Linked DNA regions of Homo sapiens: region 1 is linked to region 2. Evidence: chromatin loops called from intact Hi-C (ENCODE). Cell type or tissue: PC-3. All regions are shown on one strand.

Region 1 (2,500 bases), 510 kb after region 2:
CCGAAAGAATGAGGAGGAGTAAAGAGGAGAGGACCTGGGATGACTGCAAGGAGAAGTGGGTGGTGTAGTCTGTTAACCTGAGTCATCCTTGATACATTTCTCTCTCAGCCCCCAGAGTCTCAACCAATCATTAAGTCCTGTCAGTCTATTGCTTTTCTCAATATTAGCACCACTCTGGTCGCCAAGTAGGATTTTTAAAAAATCATGTTTCTGTGCTTCAGCACATTTGTCCTCTAATTGGTCTTCCACTAGCCACTTTTGCCAGTCTTTTGTGCGTGTGTGTGTGTGCTGCAGCCCCAGTGAACTTTTCTCAATAAATCTGACAATGTCACACAAGCCCACTTCTTCTCTAGTCTAGCACTTAATTTTTTCAGTGGGTTTCCAGTGCTTTTAAAATTGAGACCAAAATGCTTCAGGCCTAAAAGAGCTGGGGTGATCTGGCCTCAGGCCTACCTTTCTGGTCTTATTTAGCAACATATTTCACCATAATCTCTATGTGCACGAGGCACACCAGCCCTGCTGCAGGGCCATTGCCTGTACTGCTTGCTTTGTCTGGAATGTGCTCTCCTCTACCCACTGTGTTTCACCAGGTTAAGTCATAGTCATCAGTTAAAAAGGAGTTCAAATGTCACCTGCCTGAGGAAACCATTCCCAGCATTTCCCAGACTGGGTCTGTGTCAGCCCCTTTATATACGAAATAGTATGAGTCCTTCTTAAGGGAGTCACTCAAAAGACTACCTCCTGTGGGTGATATTCAAAATATATGTTGACTTCTTTTTTTAGGATTATGCTCAGCTGGTTGCTGGGACAGAAGGGACCAATTGACATGAATAAGACAATATCCTTAAAGAGGAGTCTGGTTTAATGTGAAATAGGTTCCACTGGATTTAAAACGGCAGAGCACTATAGCATTAAGAAAAGCCCTGTGCCTTCAAGTAGCAGGACAGCGACACCATATGGTAGTGAAAAGCATCAGCAATAATGACCTTGTTTAGTCACCTTAATCTCTCGACTATCATTAGAATCACATGGAGAGTTTTGAAAAGAACAATACTGGTAATGCTTGCACAGCTGTATAAATTAACTTTAACGTTATTGAATCTTACGCTTAGAGTGAATTTATAGTATGTAAATTACATCTCAACAAAGGGGTACAAATTTAAAAAATAATACTAACGCCCAGCCTTTGGCCAATTATATTGGAATCTCTGGGGTGCAGCTTGGACATTAACAGCTATTAAAAGCCCCTAGAAAAATTTAGCAATAACTAACAAAAGTATACATGCATTTACCTTTTGACCCATTAATCCTATTTCTAGGAAGTTATTCTGAAAGCACAGCTCCAGCAATACAACTAAATACATGTGCACACTGTTATTCACTGAAGCACTGTTTGTAAATGCAAGTTATGGAAAAACACCAGAATGTCCATACTTAGGGGGAATGGTTGAATAAACTATGGCACATCCACACCATAGAGAGTATTATGGTGTTGTAAAAATGAGTGAAGAATCTCTGGACTGATATTATACTGGTATCCAGAATAAATTTTTTTTTTTAAGACGGATCTCGCTCTGTCGCCCAGGCTGGAGTGCAGTGGTGCGATCTCGGCTCACTGCAACCTCCGCCTCCTGTGTTCAAGCAATTCTCCTGCCTCAGCCTCCCGAGTAGCTGGGACTACAGGTGCGCACCGCCACGCCCAGCTAATTTTTGTATTTTTAGTAGAGATGGGGTTTCGCCATGTTGGCCAGGATGGTCTTGATCTCGTGACCTCGTGATCTGCCCGCCTCGGCCTCCCAAAGTGCTGGGATTACAGGTGTAAGCCACTGCGCCTGGCCTAGGATATGCTTTTAAGTGAAAAAAGTAAAGTGCACATATATCTATAGTATGGTACCATTAGATGAGAAAGAAAGAGATATAAGAAAATATACGTATATTTTCTCATCTGCACAAAAAGAAATATAGGAGGGTAAAAGTAGAAACTACTGTGATTGGTTATTTACAGAGATCAGTGGGAATGGGGTGGAAAGAATAGGGGAATGGGAATGGTTAGAAGGAATGAAGTGGGATACTTCTGCAAGTACATCTTCTGGGATGTTTCTAACTTCTTGAACCAAGTAGTGTTTCACATATTTAAAAAACTAATTTATATTAACCAGGATGTGTGGGAAACCAAAATAGAACACAAACAGTAACCAATGCATGTAACGCAAAATTAATACCACAACCATAATAAATGGGATAAAAAAGAATGAATCTAAGTAATACTGAAAAACAGCCTTTTAAATATATTCTATAAGGGCAAAGATAAAAAAAAACTGCACAAAAATATTGTACCCTTCTCAGGAAATTCATTTTTCATTTTCCTTCTCAGGAAAATGTGTCAGTAATTCTAAAACTATATGTATTCTAAGATTGAACAAATAAGTAAACAAATTGTGAATAATGAGAGCCAGTTTCTCCCTATCAGACAAAAGAGTTACAGATGAGGAAATGGGGA
Region 2 (2,500 bases):
AATTGATCAAAGGGTGGTCATGTGGCCCAAAACAAGCCAATCAGACTTCTTCCCTAGCTTTTTTTCAAAACTTTATGGGAAAGGAGGGCTCCTTCTCTCCAGTTAGAGAGCCATGAGCCCAGATGTGAGCCTGGAAACTGTAAAGAGCCAGAAAAGAAGCAGAGGGGAAAAAGACAATGAGCAAAACACTCAGAGACGCAGGAGGGAGAAAGAGTCCTGCTGGCATTCAGAACCCTGTGTCAGGTCTTTCTGAATCACCCATTTCCTCTGTCCTTCTGGCTGTCTGGTTACCTGAGTCATTACCTTCGCATTCTTCTGAAGCTATTTCCTATTGTATTTCTGCCGTGTGAAACCAAAGGGTGTTCCCCAGCACAAGGGTTTGGAATTGCAGCGCTCTGTATGAGCTCTGGTAAGCCTCCTTGGCCTAGTGAAGCAGACAGGTGCCAGATCAGAAGCTTTATTAAGATAATGAGGGAGGAGGCCGGGCACTGTGGCTCACACCTGTAATCCCAACACTTTGGGAGGTCGAGGTGGGTGGATCATTTGAGTCAGGAGTTCGAGACCAGCCTGGCCAACATGGAGAAACCCCGTCTCTACTAAAAATACAAAAATCAGCTGGGCATGGAGGCGTGCACCTGTAGTCCCAGCTACTAGGGAGGCTAAGGCACCAGAATCACTTGAACCCAGGAGGCAGAGATTGCAGTGAGCCCAGATTGTGCCACTGCACTCCAGCCTGGGTGACAGAGCGAGACTCTGTCTCAAAAAAAAAAAAAAAAAAAAGAAAAAGAGGGAGCTAATGATGCTCTCATTGGAGGGAACTCATTGTATTACCTTTTACCTATTAATATAACTGTGCCTTCACTTAACATTAATGCAAACAATCCTTGTTGAATACCTGCCCTGTATTTCCCTCACCAGTTTTTGGCCTTTTAAATTGAATTCATGCATACCCGTTCTTCTTTCCTGCTTAATTTGATTCAGCCTACTAGGAAAGGTAAAAGGGAGGATTCCACTTATGCCCGTAACTGTGAAAATGCAACATATCTTTAGTGGAAAATTTACAAACAACCACAAGATGGGGCTGTTATGCAAGGAAGTAAAAGTTAATGGTTGGCGGGAAGAGGATGCAACAGTTTCCAGCATCCAGGATAGGATATTTAAATCTTTCCTCACTAGAAAATAAGGAAAGGAAAATATTTTAAGAACATATATTCATAAAATCAAAGCACTACTTATAACAAATTCAGGGATTACTCTTTTTAACAATCTAGTGTTCCTTTTTGGGAAAGTGATACATAATTATTATAGTAGATATTTTCCGCCTATATCAAGGTTGATTGCTTGTCTTTCTTCCGGGTTTTCTTCATCCTCATTCTTCTGTCGCTTTCGATGAAAAGCCATAACATAAAACCAAAATACATGCATTAATTTATTAATTTATTTACAGACTTCTATGTCCTCTGTATTCAATTTCAAAGACAAAGAAATAGCATTTGATATATTTGATTAACATACTCGTTTCCTGGTGTCTTCCACCTCAATCTAAATTAAATCACTTTGACCTCATTTTTCCCCCCTTGGGTTTGCAGTTTGAAGATCTGGAAAATTCTTGATTAATAGCAATAATGTAAGGTAGCCACGTTTTTAGAAAATCCAAAAGAAGCAAGAGGAAAGTAACCCTGCATAGCCCTTTGCCTTACGAGAGACTACAGCATTTGCTGGGGCAAGATGACCACAGAAGGCAGCCCGCAGGAGAATGCCCATTCACCCTGGAGCTGTGCAAAGCAAGAAGTCTGCAGGTAGATGCAGGGGAAGCCACAAAGAGGAAGCATTCCTGTTCCTTCTAGGGCACAGTCCAGTCTGCGTTGCGCTAACTCAAAACTGGGAGCCTTCTGTTGAGAAATGGGAAACCTAAAAATAGACCTGCAGAAAGTACTTTGACCTTGGCTTGAAAGTCAGCCCAGTGCTATGACAAGAAAAGCCTTTTCCATGAAGATTATGTTCTTAAAAGCCATATTTCATCTGCACACAGACTCCCAGTAAAACCACACTCAGAAAATGTGCGTCTTGGCTATCCTTCAACTGTAAAATCATTATGTTTGGCTCTGGTTATTCTGGACATTAGATGTCTATGTAAGGGTTTCTTTCTGAAATTCCTTGTACAAAATGTTAGGGGTTATAAACTGGATTAATAGCGACATTTAAGCAAATCTGCTATTACTGTGTGTATCCAATACCTTATGATTTTTGGAAAGAATTCAAGGACAAAGCAGAAAAACTGTTGTATTCAAGTAATTCAGAATGTACATGCTTTAGAATTAACTACAATAAACTAATAACTTTTCCTGAAAAAATCTAGCCAGAAAGCCAAGAGAATATATTTCATTAAAGCTTTAGTAATTAAATCCAAAATTAAAGGGTACTGTCCTATAATTTCTTGCATGTGTTAGAATTATAATATTTAAAATTTGCAATATCAAAGCATTTCAGGAGACCATCA

Evidence for each region. Hi-C counts contacts between places; a loop is a spot of excess contacts. Peaks named below come from ENCODE experiments on the same cell type or tissue, not always from the same donor. Only the 100,000 strongest peaks of a DNase experiment are listed, where the experiment ranks them.
Region 1: it touches region 2 in a loop (14-fold over the local background); 90 of 110 quality-filtered maps call a loop at or near these places.

The regions. Positions count from the first base shown.
Region 1 is chr2:157,496,257-157,498,756 of GRCh38, reverse strand. No RefSeq gene overlaps it. Among named protein-coding and RNA genes, the nearest start is that of CYTIP, 53 kb to the right of the region's middle. In PC-3, a CTCF peak has its summit at 943; a DNase peak (open chromatin) is centred at 946.
Region 2 is chr2:158,009,044-158,011,543 of GRCh38, reverse strand. It overlaps a transcript of UPP2 not described here. Among named protein-coding and RNA genes, the nearest start is that of UPP2, 92 kb to the left of the region's middle. In PC-3, a CTCF peak has its summit at 1,050 (motif pointing right); DNase peaks (open chromatin) are centred at 303 and 1,063; H3K4me3 peaks cover 527 bases; H3K27ac peaks cover 1,031 bases.